4 separate regions of the Homo sapiens genome follow, and regions 2, 3 and 4 are each linked to region 1. Evidence: chromatin contacts called from ENCODE Hi-C or POLR2A ChIA-PET data. All regions are on one chromosome and are shown on one strand. Each heading gives the region's core, a stretch centred on a gene start or an enhancer-like site at or near the end of the contact. The rest is flanking DNA. Distances are from core to core; before and after follow the strand shown. Region 1 holds the start of QTMAN (queuosine-tRNA mannosyltransferase). Region 2 overlaps QTMAN (queuosine-tRNA mannosyltransferase). Region 3 overlaps ZEB2 (zinc finger E-box binding homeobox 2). Region 4 overlaps LINC01412 (long intergenic non-protein coding RNA 1412).

Region 1 (3,048 bases), core at 91-2,590:
TTGGAACGGAAGATAGTTTCGACGCTTCAATTTAAGGATAAGAATGTTTACTCACATAACTTAAAGCAACTTGTGGATATAAGTACAAAGACCTAATCGATTTCCTTTATTTTGGTATGTTTCCTAATTCATTTCCACATCACAGCCTAACTCTTCCGAGTTGCAGTTTTAAAAATGAAGTTACTTAATAAACCAGACATCCAGTTATATTTGCATGTTTTGCCTTCACCAGAGTCATTTAACCTACAACCTCCTTCCAGATACAAAAACCTTTACTTTAGAAAGGATCCTTTACTTCATAAAGGAATTTAACGAAGGGACACATTCCTCACTTTACAGTCAAGAACACCTGGGACTTCCTGGTACTCTTTCTACTATGTATTCTATAAATAAAAGAGCTAAAGTGAAATTAGGTCGCAGCGAAAAAACATCCAACATTTGTGAATTTTAAGCCCCAACAGAAAATCCCATTCCTTGAAATTCAAGTGGCAATGAGAATATTATTGCATAAGGAAAATATAGATGGAACTATGCAAGTCAAATGATGGTCTCCACTGCTGTCGCTTTGCTTTGTGATTTTTAATTACTCAATGTGACTCTCCTCGTGTAAATGGGACCGCGAATATGCAATTATTGAATACTCAAACTGCATCAGAAGTGTGTGGAGTAGTCAGAACCGAAAGGACGGGAAAAATGGAGATAAAGGAAAGCATGAGCCTTGCCAGGAGGGAATCGAGGAGGTCCAGAAGGAGGGATATTAAGAGGCATTGGCAAAGCAGCTGTGGAGGAGCTCCGGGCTGCAGAGCAGGTAGAGGTGTCGGCAAGGGAGCCAGGAACCCGCACAGGGGCCCTGAGGCTCTAGTAGGCCGGGGAGTGGACCAGGAAAGGAGATGCAACGGGCCGGCTGGAAAACTGCACGGGGAATCCGAGGTCGACCTAATGAACAGCACAGACCTTCCAGAAGGAAAGAGAAGGTGACTATGCGAGCTTAGAACAGGACTAGGAGGTTGGGGAAAGAGTACGAAAAAGCTGAAAGGGCGGACAGGGTGCTGACGAGATGGGAAAGGGCGCACAGGGAGGTGGGGAGCAGTGCGAGGCCGGGGGACAGTGGGCAGGTGCGAGGAGCCGAGCCCGCGGGCTGGGGCGGAGCGATTCGCGCGGGCGGGAGCGCCGCTGACTCAGGGACCTCGCGCCAGCGGAGTCCGGGCGGCGCAGAGAGGCGGAGCCTCGATTGCGCGGGCGGGCCGAGGGGCGGGACCAGCGCCTGACGCGCCCGGAGGCCGAGGCGGCCGCGGGCCGGGAGGGGCGGCGGCATCCGCGGCGGCCGCGGGGGAGGGGCACGGCGTCAGCGCGTCGCCGGCTGGGCCGCGCCGGTGGCCAGGAGGGAGAGACAAGGAGGAGGAGGAGGAGGAGGTGAGTAGGCTCCGGGCTGGGGAGCCGCGCGGGCCAGCGGGGAGGCGGGGAGCGCGGCCCCTCCCCTCCCCTCCCCGGCGCCCGCCTCGCGGGGCCGCGCTGCGCGGAGATCCCAGAGGGGCAGCAGCGGCGGCTGCGGCGCGGGGAGCCGGGGGCGGGGGGTGTGGGGGAGGCGGAGCTGAGAGCCGCGCGCTTCCCGGGCGCACGCGCTGCGCTCCCTGCGCCGCCGTCCGCACCGCGCTCGGAATGGGGCGTCACGCCGTGGCATTTTGTGCCTTCTGCAAACTGGTCGTGTTCGAATTGCGTTTTTTTGGTGCCTACATGTCGTGCGTGCTGGTTTTCTGCGGCCCGGCGCTCCGCTTCTTCCTCGCGCAGGCTGAGAGGACGGGTGGGGGCACGTCGCCCTCGCGCGGGAGAAGGGAGGCCGGGCGTCCGGGTTGGCCTGAGTTGGCTGGGGTGCTTCGCCGACCACCAGGCTGCCCGGCGCTTGGCCCCTTGCAGTGCGAGCCCCAGGCCTTCCTGACGGAAAGCTTCGCTTCTGGCTCCTAGTCGCCCTCAGTTACCAGACCTCCCCAGCGCCCCACTCCTCTCTGCCAGCCGAGTGTGAAGACCCTCACTGTGCCCCCCACCCCGGAATCCCTCGTCTGAGGATTAAGCACATAACTTCCCATTTTCATCGGGATCCAGACAATCCCATTCTGTCCAGGTGGAAAGATTCTCTGAATTTAAGTCTTGGGAATGCAGCAGCGAAATTTAACCTTTAGTCCCGAAGTAGTTTTTTTGCCTTCTCTCGCACATACAACTTTTAGAGTCTTCTGACAACTGTGCTGCTTTAGGTTATCTTGAGATTCTTAAGTTAATGCCTTGAGGCCGTGTGATGGGAGTTTCAAAGAGAAGGCTTTTACAGCTTTTCTTCCACCTGTATCGCAGTTTGAAATGGAAAACGTGAGTTGATGATGATTTTCCATACGAGATGGATTTCAGTTTGCAGCCCCGGCTGCCGTGGCTCACTTGGTTATTTGGTGCCTACCCCTGAAGTTGATTTTAAAGCTTAAAATAGTGGTTAGGTAAAGGAGCTGCTGAAAAAGAAGTTCAGTACAATTCAATAGAGCCATTCTATTGGCTTCTATTAACGTGTTTAACCTTAAGCTTTAACCATGACAGGAGTTTCATGTAGGAACCCACATACCAAGTGAAATATTGAATTTTAATTAGTGCGTTCCAGGTCTGACTTGGATTAGATTCTTCTCGGCTCCCACTCCCTTTTGGTATACATTTTCCTTAGGGTCCTGTACTGTATTTAATGAAACAGTTTTAGTATTGAGGATTAGAGGAGTACCTCTTGAATCACGAAACTTTCTTTGACATGCTTGAAAACAATGAATAGGTAAAATCTGAAGCATGATACTTGCAATAAGGTAGGAAATAGTAAATTTTTTAACATCACCAGTTTGCAAAGGTTAAGATGGCTTCTTTAGTCTTGATTTGAAAATTGTGTTGGCATTTTAATCTTATGCATCACAGAAATACAGAATTTTCGATGTTTAAGGAACATTAACAGTATAATCCAATCCCATTATTTTATAGAGAAATTAAGAATCGAAGACAGTTTCTTGATGAGATTTAGCAGGAGCT
Region 2 (3,024 bases), core at 383-2,882, 250 kb after region 1:
TTCATACAGGTCAAAATTCACTAAGGAGATTGTTTAAAAATGTAGATTCCTGGAGGCTACCAGGGACCCACTTAGTCAAAATCTCTTGGGATGGAACCTGAGAATCTGAATGTTTAACACATGTTTTAGGTGATGTTTAATGCACACTAAAGTTTTGCTTCCAATGGCTTAGTGAAAAGAAAAATTGACCTGAAAGCAATACTATGTATAAATGTCATGTTTACCACAAATAAACTAGCCTTATGTCCCATCTAGAAAATAGAGTGCCAAGAGAAGAAACTTTATGTTTGCTTTTCTTGTTTAATGCTTCAAATTTTTTGTAAGACAATATGTTACTGTCATGTAGGAAGTTATCATTTACTTGGGGGAGACATAGGATGTTTGAAGAACAATTAAAAAGGTGAATTCCAGAGAAATAGTTGTAAAATCTGAGAAGGAGATGACTTTTGCGGACAAGCATCATGGGTTCTGATTCATTCCTGAGTCTTGAACTGTATTTGGTGAGTCACAACCAACATTTAGGAGGAATAAAAACAAACTATTTTAAATTTTTATAAAATAATGCATAAATGTACATACATGGTAAGTGTCTATTTTCCAGATCCACTGTGAGGAATTAAAGGAATTCCATAATTCTGTATTGGAAGAGCCTTCAAAACTATTGCTTTTACTTCCCAATTTTATAAGAAGGGAAACTCAGATGAAAAATAGTTAAACAATTTGCTTAAGGTCACATGGCTAACCAAAGCAAAAGAAAGATAGCTTAAGAGAGCTAGCTTCTGGATGATATCCTGGATATACCAGCTGGTTGCCCATGGGCTGAACCTTTCTGGTTCTCAGGAATGTTAGAAGATCAAAGAATACTGGTCCTCGTGGCACATGGCATAAGTTGGCTTTGAGGTCAGTGTTGTTTGGACCTTTGACTGGAATAAGTTCTCTCTAGTTCACACAATTTCCCGCTGCTCTATTTTGACCCTTGAATTGTTTTGCGATTCTCTTATAGTTGAGAAATATTTCTCTTCACATGTATTATTATCAGAAGTAAAAAATAAAAGCATAACAAGCAGACCACATGTTTATTCAAAGGTAGAAATTATATTTCTATGTGAAATTGAAAAATATGCTTATGAGTTTTGTGTTTTAAAATTGTTTGAAATACCACATAAGCTTCTCTCTTACTTCAGTCTTTTCACTCATTTTGCCTTTTGTGCCTGTATAGAAACTTCGGGCTGGGTGAGGCGAGGTTCCTTGATGTATCCAGAGTACACAGCTCACCAGTGGCGGAACCATAGCTTCCATCATCTGATGTCCACCTGGGATAGGCACAATGTCTTCAATGTTGGAAAAAGATTTCAGAATCATCATTATTATATTGTTGGTAGCTCTCCTTTATGGATCACTGCATACATTTTCATTTAATCCTTCCTATCCTCCTCCAGTAATATTTCTTCAGTTTTACAGCTGAGAAAATTAAGGCTTTGTTCTATTGCATAACAAACTACTCCAAAATTGAGTGTTCTTAAACAATTATATTTTTATACTTCAGGAATTCTGTGAGTCAAGAATTTGGGTAGGACTGGCTGAGTGACTCTTCCCTGTGGCACTGGCAGTGGTGACTCAGTGCTCCTCAGCTGGTGGATGAGGAGGTCTGGAGAGTCCCAGAGGCTCTTCTTACATGGCTGGTCCCTCAGCAGGAATGGCTAAAGTCTAGGCATAGCTGGGACTGTTAGCCAGAATACTTTTTTACATGATGGCTTAAGATCCCAAAGAAGGTATTTCAAGAGAGGCAGATGGAAGCTGCGTGGCCTTTTCTAACCAAGCCAGTAGGCAACCAGTCTTTGGGTCCATGTCCGCAGACCACATTCCTAGTTGGGTCTGTGGGGATAGGTCTTGCCATTCTTGTCATTTAGTCAGGTTCTGTGTGTAGATCCAAGCCTAAGGCATTATTCTACACTTCTTTTTACCTAGTGCTTACTTTGTAAGGCAACTGCCGGCCTCTAGAGAGGGAGAGTGAGAACTTCCCACCTTCTTTGCCAATCCATACTTAGAAACTCCTTAAAAACCAAAGGCAAACATAGCTGTCTCCAACCTGAGGAGTGTGATCATGTGCCTGTGCATGTGTGTGTGTGTGTGTGTGCGTGTGTATTTTAATTCCTTTTAGATGATAACCCCTCAAGCTTGATGAATGTCATAGAAAATTCAGATAAAAATGTTTTGTGACTAAAGGTTAGATGGCACAGTCTACAGAGCCCGTGACTGAGAGCAAGAAACCTGGGTTCAGTTCCCTACTCTGCCACTTCCTTGCTATGTGACATCATTGGCAGGTCAATTTATCTGAGCCTTAATTTCTTCATCTGTAACATAAGAGGGTTATACAAAATCACTGCTAAGGGCTATGGTATATGTGCCTATAATCATCATTTTTTTTTTAACTATATGGGTATGTTCAACCTTTTTGTACTTCTGCTTTACTTTCTACCACCCTGAAACCAAGAAAATGGTAGAGATAGAGGAAGGATTCAGTGTGGTTAGAAATCTTAACAAAATGGTATACACCCCCTTCCCCCCAGTGCTTTGATTTTAATACAGTTCTTCAGAGCAAATATTTGCTGATTTACCTAATGGCAGTGTTAGTATTGCTTTTTGTTTACTACCTTTCTTTGAATGACATCAGGCTTTTGGTAGCCAAATGTTGTGCTGGGCTAAGAATGCATCCACACGAGCACTGAGCTCCCTTATATGTTTGCTCTTTTTTCTTTGTAAGTCTTCTTCCATAAAGAAATATAATATCAGCAGAAGGGGCTTTTTGTTGTGTTTTAAAAATCCATCTTTGGCTGAGTGAGTGACTCACGCCTGTAATCCCAGCATTTTGGGAGGCCAAGGCAGTGATGGGAGGGATCCTAAGCCCAGGAGTTCAAGACCAGCCCAGGCAACATGGCAAAACCTCGTCCTTACAAAAAATTTTCTAAAAAATTAGCGAGGTGTGGTGATGTGAGCCTCTAGTTCCAGGTACTCGGGAGGCTG
Region 3 (3,004 bases), core at 130-2,629, 160 kb before region 1:
GTTTTCTTTGCATGGATTAAATGTTTCAATCTCTGAAAATCACCACCACCACAACAAAAAGTCTGCCCGGCACCATCTACATGTACATGATGAAATTCCTAAAGCAGAAAAGATATATTTATAATCTGAAACTTATAAAAACATGACAAACTGTTACCTTCACTTTTGTGCCCCCTTTTTTCATTAACAGTATTAGGTCGTTTTTTTTTTTTTTTTTCTCTTGAGAAGAAACGAAAGACGAAGTGGCAAGAATATCTTTCACTTTTGCTCACGTTTTGGTGGTGTAATATTGGGACCACTGAAGTAATTGGACAACTTTTCCGAGCTGACTCTTCTGAAGTAAACCCAAGGCAAAGGGAAAATGGAGCTGCTGCTAGGCTCAACTGATGGCGCCCACATGGCGCCCACCCCAGCTCCTTCAGAGACTCCATCATTTCCACAGAAGGGCCAGAGGCCCTGCCAATATCCGCACATCACTGGCATGATAGACCATAACAGCTTCTTCTGAGCTGTTCCGGTCTATCGTGTCAATGCGTACTCGGGGAGTCCTCAACGCACGGATCACTGACACGGCACTACATAACGGCTCCTTAGCAGCCATTATTGGGTATCAAGTCAATGCCTACTCAGGGAGGCTTTATCGCAGAGGCCTGCACGAGCAGACACATTCCGAATACTAAAATTCCTTAGGAAAATTAGTCATTGCCCATGTGTGATAGCTGTTTTCCATTTTGAATTTTAACCATTTTGGGAAAAGGAAGAGAATGGGAAATACCAGTATAGTCCGAAAAGCCCTTAAAAAATGAGTGCGAAAAGTGGAAGGGTGGAGTGGACATAGGAAGATGATGAACTTGTCATTTTTTCCTTTCCATAGCTTCATTTTATTGTGTCAAAGTTGCAGAAAGCACTTCACTTTCATCGAGGCTCTTTTTAGGCAGGGTACAGCCAAGAAAACTTTTTTATGGCTCAGATGTAAATCCTAGAAAACGTAGTAGAAATGATGGCAGGATCTCTAACTGTAAAATAACAGTAGTGTTAGTAGTAAGTGTCATTATAATAACGTTATAGAACTCTGCACATCAAAAATACCACATTTTATCATGATCTCTGCAAGAGATTTCTGTTGGTAGTCATTCTAGACTTCTAATAAATAATACGTTGAGTAGGAAAGGTTCTGTGAGGATCCAAATAATAATGAAAATGACAGTGGTGATATTAATAATAATAGTACAGCTCCCATTTATTGTATCATTATTATGTGGCAGGCATTTGTATACATTATCTCATTTAATTTTCTCAGCAGATGTGACAAATCAGGAAACTGTGGCTTAGCAAAGTTAAATAACTTGACTGATGTCATGCAACCACTAAGTGACAGTGGTGGGATTTGAACTATATCTGGGGAGAGTCATGCTCTTACCATTGCATTGCCTCTAATGATCATCACTTTCAGGGAACTAGGTGTTTAATTAGAATATCCCAACCCATTGTCTGCTTACTGATCAGGAAACTGAGGCAGGGTAATTTTAGTAATTCCCCCAAATAATAAAGAGAGTCAGAATGAATACCAGAAAGCAACAAGAGGCAAAAACAGCCTTTCTCTCTGACAACATGTTAACCACAAACAAGACATGGGAATTTCAGAGCCTCCGTTTGTGTTTCAGAAGGAATGTCCACTGTTGCCATCAGTCCTGAAAAGATTTCCTTGCACCAAATCAAAATGGTTCGAGTTTGCTGTTGTTGATATTTTTTTTCCTTTTGTGTTCTGCTTACTGACTGACATCTGCTATCATGCTAAGCAGGTGTTCCTATGTAAACGAACGTGCCCTGTTTGTGTTTCGCCATCCTCGCTGCTGCGCACCCAAATGAGCAGCGTGATTAAGAATCCTGTAAATTTTTGAAAGGAAACGGATGGCTACCCTACTAGAACATAATTACACCGTTCCAACATCCGCAGCTCACTGCTGCAGCAGAGTTGGAGAACAGCAGAAATTAATAATATATAATAGCATCATTCTAGTAATTTATAAATGAAATAAAGTAGAGAGGAGATTCTGCTGATATGCATTTTCTCCTTAATTCTAAAAGACAAAGTATAGATTAGAATTTTAGTGGGGTGAAACCTGGCCAGCAGTCTCCCACTAGTTGCCTGATTCATGATAGGAGTGTTTTTGCTTAGGGAAAAGAGCTAATATGTTTTATTAGGCCAGAGGAAAAAAAGAAAAAGAAACATGAATAAACAAGGCCCTCTAAAGGCAACACTAAATAAAGGGGGTCTGAAAAAATCTCTGTGGATTGTGTGCCCACTGTATTTAAAAAGATATTATTACTTTAAGACTTCAACATGTGCTGCATTTTTTCTTTCATTGTAATAACATACCACCATAGGTCACCCCTTCTGAGAAAAGAGGGACTGATCAGTTAAAGATGTGGCCCAACATAAACTTTATGTTAAATAGCACTCGTGTAAATTCTAGAGATCTGCTGAACAACAATACACCCATAGTTAGCAATAATAGAGTAGATTTCATCTTGTATGTTTTATCACAATAAAAAAGAACATTCATGCCTTTTTAAAAACATTATTTTGAGTACCCAGTATGTGCAAAGGAGCCTCTTATTACAAATCATCGTTAGATTAAGGGAGTTGATGCTTTTAGTCAACCATGCTGGAGAAAGAACAACACTTTCTAAAGAGGCAAATAAACTATATGTTAAAAGTAACCAGTCCATTTCTCTGTCTCATAGGGTTGTGGCAGGCACTTTAGAAACTTTAATGTTTTTCTAACTTCATTTACCGTAGGTAAGATGCCTAACAAATGGATGAGCTCAGTTGTTTCAAGAGTTTGTCTCCCATGAGCCAATGCCCATCACACACACACACACACACACACACACACACACTCACACACGAGCAATTATCCTTAAGAAAAATAATATTTATAGCACTTAAAGTGTTATTTAAGCAACTTTTCCTGCTTAATTCCAAAGAATGACAATACAT
Region 4 (2,991 bases), core at 410-2,909, 200 kb before region 1:
CTCTAGGCAATATTCTGTAGCACAATGAAATTTTCAAATCTTAGGGTCATATCTTATTATTTAAAGGCTAAGCATGTTGAAGGCTGTGAACAAGCCTAGCATTGAAAGCATATTCCCTCTAAATACAGAGTATCAAAAGAAAGGTAAGAAGAGGTGAGGGCCCCAAGAAATAAGGCCGAAAACAGGGGGGAGCAAAAAGAGGGCGGGAAGGGTATTGGAGAAAGCATTAAAATCAGGGCTCAAACTTTCCCCTTAATACCTTTGGGCAACCAGTTGTTCTACATGAAAATGAAGCTGCTAGCAAGAAAATCATCGAACCCATTATCTGTAGAGCCTGTCCATTTACTTATAGAAGGAAAAACAAAACAAAACTCATCTTCTCTGTTTTCCTTCTTTAGTTATTGTGTGGGATTGGAGGGGAAAGGGATCATTTATCCTAAATTACTACTTCACCTTGCCTTCCTAAGCAACACACCTCTTCTAGTTCATTCCATTCTCTCCTTATTATTTCTTTCCTTTATCAGAGAAAACCTATTATATTTTCATGTGTTTACTTAAAAACAAACTACAAGAAGGCTCATCTGAGTCATCTATTTAAAGAATGAGACAAACATACACATGCAGCTCTGTTTTTGCTCCTTCAATTCTTTTTTAGGCTGTGTATAAAAGTGACACAAAAAAAGAGGAATAAAACAGTTTGTGTTAAACAATGTAATCAAGTACATAAGTCTGTAAAAAGGAGCGTGTAGGGTCTTAAGTACCCATGGTCCCTGCCTGCTACCCTCATCTGTCCTCATTCTTATCTCAAGTTGTAAGTTTTCAGTAGGAGATCAGTTTGTATCTCCCTAAAGCTTCTAAATGAATGACGGATTCCACAAACAGCAACAAATATTACTATATAATAGGCACTGTTCCAGGGGGTTGCAAAAGAGACATCCGTGATAAATCACCTTCCTTTGTCAAATAAATTACTATTTGGAGATCATAAATGAAGCAATAGTTTAAAATTTTCCAAGTGACGGTGCTTTGCGTTAATATCATAAAAGCATTACTGTCCCTCAAATTCAAAGTCCAAGGTGATTTCAAATGTCATTCACAAGCATATTTCACCTAACCCTGAATGTTTTCTTCAACCATGCAAGAATCCTCCTTGGGAGAAGCAAAACTTGAATATAGATCATCTTTAGGCTGTAACAAATAATATTTCAATATCCCATAGAGCTATGTGACATTAGGTAATAATATAACTCAGGACTATACTGATTTCTCTAAACTGAAATTCCAAATTCTTAGAAGATAGATAAATTAAGCTTTAAAAGAATGGGGTTTTAATTTTTCCTTCTTGTTTTAAAACACCAAATATTTTCTGTGAACTTTCAGCTTTGTTCTTTCCCTCTTGTCTAGAAGGGTGCTAGCTGAGTGCCAAGAACAACAGGTAAGCCAGCTTCCCTCAACACAGAGAAATTATGCCTTTGCCACAGGAGCCATACTTATGCTTCCACAATGGCCAGGGAAAAACCTAATAGGAACAGATTTTTTTGCATGTGTAGCAAAGTTAGTTCCAGAGAGAGAGAAAGAAGCCTGGTTTGCACTGTAGCAGAACCATTGGAACAATATGCTCCCTGTGTCCACAGCCCAATCCTCCCCGGACACCCTCCTTTCTAGGGCATAGGGTAGCAGAGTCACATACACAGTAGATCATGCCAGGACCTGCTGACACAACCCTACTCCCAAATTTGCAGGCAGGAGAGTGAAGCAATGTCTGTACTCTATACATAGTCTTACTTTTTTCTTTTCTTTTTTAAAGTAGCTGTTTCAGCATTCAACTGGGGGCAAGAGGGGTTGGGGGGTGGAAAAAGATAGTGCAGGCAAACTTTCTCAGTGCTATTCCATCCCTCTATGTCTCCCCACTCCTTCACACCTCTGAAGTTATGGCAAGACTAGGTAAAGAGTTTTGAACAATATTGAGACCCTCTTATATTTACCTTGAACAAATAGGATCTTTGACACTTCTTGACCACACTCAGCTGCCTGCAAGAGTGCTTCCTCCTATAGCAAGTCATATCGGGAGAATTCGCTGAAGAAAGGTTTTTTCCTTACAATTGCAAATGAAAGTATAAAATAGATCACCAAATTTTAAAGTGTGCATATGTCCTCATCTCAGCTGTTGACATCATATTTATAATCATGAGCACGCCAGGTTTTCTACAACTTAAGAAATTCTATGACCATATTACTTTTCCAACTTTATCAGTAAACACTGATTTCTGTATAATGCAGAAACCAGTTAAATAATTTCTGGCCGGGTGCAGTGGCTCATGCCTGTAATCCCAGCACTTTGGGAGGCCGAGGTGGGTGGATCACCTGAGGTCAGGAATTCGAGACCGGCCTGGCCAACATGGTGAAACTCCGTCTCTACTAAAAATACAAAAAATTAGCTGGGTGTGGTGGCAGGTGCCTGTAATCCCAGCTACTCGGGAGGCTGAGGCAGGAGAATCACTTGAACCTGGGAGGCGGAGCTGGCAGTGAGCCAAGACTGTGCCACTGCACTCCAGCCTGGGTGACAGAGCGAGACTCCGTCTCAAAATAAATAAATAAAAAATAAAAATAAAATAAAATAAACAACACCTAAAAGACATGTTACATCCACTCTGGTTTTCCATAATTTAACTTCATGTATTTTTCAGGTAATTCATGATAGTAGGAATTACTATTTATTGATACACCTGCTCTGTGCCAGACATTTTGTATACAGTCATATTTTCTTTACCACAACCAGCTTGAATCTAAGTACTCCTTTACCAATTTTTTTTTTTTTTTTTTTTTTTTTTGAGACAGGGTCTCGCTCTGTTGCCCGGGCTGGAGTGCATGGAGTGCAGTGGCACCATCTCGGCTCACTGCAACCTCTGCCTCCTGGGTTCAAGCAATTCTCTTCCTCAGCCTCCCGAGTAGCTAGGATTATAGGCATGCACCACCACGCCGGGCTGGCTG

Evidence for each region. Hi-C counts contacts between places; a loop is a spot of excess contacts on that map. ChIA-PET counts read pairs that join two places held with the same protein, here RNA polymerase II (POLR2A). Pooled maps may share reads with other maps.
Region 2: a loop to region 1 is called in a map of IMR-90, with 2.7 times the contacts of the local background. The contact joins the enhancer-like site here to the promoter of QTMAN in region 1. A Hi-C loop is called at or near these places in 2 of 168 maps with a recorded cell type or tissue (IMR-90 and PC-3) and 7 of 50 pooled maps. POLR2A ChIA-PET finds 5 or more read pairs at or near these places in 2 of 52 experiments (MCF 10A and activated CD4-positive, alpha-beta T cell).
Region 3: a loop to region 1 is called in a pooled map, with 3 times the contacts of the local background. The contact joins the enhancer-like site here to the promoter of QTMAN in region 1. A Hi-C loop is called at or near these places in 3 of 168 maps with a recorded cell type or tissue (B cell, K562 and natural killer cell) and 6 of 50 pooled maps. POLR2A ChIA-PET finds 5 or more read pairs at or near these places in 3 of 52 experiments (A673, HEK293 and MCF 10A).
Region 4: a map of PC-3 shows a loop between it and region 1 (3-fold over the local background). The contact joins the enhancer-like site here to the promoter of QTMAN in region 1. A Hi-C loop is called at or near these places in 13 of 168 maps with a recorded cell type or tissue (CD8-positive, alpha-beta T cell, PC-3, aorta and 9 more) and 4 of 50 pooled maps. POLR2A ChIA-PET finds 5 or more read pairs at or near these places in 5 of 52 experiments (activated CD4-positive, alpha-beta T cell, activated CD8-positive, alpha-beta T cell, activated T-cell and 1 more).

What each region holds. Positions count from the first base shown.
Region 1 is chr2:144,330,804-144,333,851 of GRCh38, reverse strand. It overlaps QTMAN (queuosine-tRNA mannosyltransferase), which reads left to right and starts at 1,340. Exons shown (of 12, transcript NM_001376312.2): 1 at 1,340-1,413. RefSeq lists an enhancer at 707-1,284 and a silencer at 1,066-1,665.
Region 2 is chr2:144,082,004-144,085,027 of GRCh38, reverse strand. All of the region lies in intron 6 of QTMAN (queuosine-tRNA mannosyltransferase), which reads left to right. Among named protein-coding and RNA genes, the nearest start is that of QTMAN-AS1, 150 kb to the right of the region's middle. Within about 2 kb of position 1,632, at least 2 of the 41 ENCODE cell types and tissues checked have a DNase peak (open chromatin) inside an H3K27ac peak, as active enhancers do; they include IMR-90 and PC-3, where a contact is called at or near this core.
Region 3 is chr2:144,488,571-144,491,574 of GRCh38, reverse strand. All of the region lies in intron 2 of ZEB2 (zinc finger E-box binding homeobox 2), which reads left to right. Among named protein-coding and RNA genes, the nearest start is that of ZEB2-AS1, 30 kb to the left of the region's middle. Within about 2 kb of position 1,379, at least 4 of the 41 ENCODE cell types and tissues checked have a DNase peak (open chromatin) inside an H3K27ac peak, as active enhancers do; they include B cell and natural killer cell, where a contact is called at or near this core.
Region 4 is chr2:144,528,726-144,531,716 of GRCh38, reverse strand. The region is part of intron 1 of LINC01412 (long intergenic non-protein coding RNA 1412); the gene reads right to left. Among named protein-coding and RNA genes, the nearest start is that of LINC02993, 5.8 kb to the right of the region's middle. Within about 2 kb of position 1,659, at least 2 of the 41 ENCODE cell types and tissues checked have a DNase peak (open chromatin) inside an H3K27ac peak, as active enhancers do.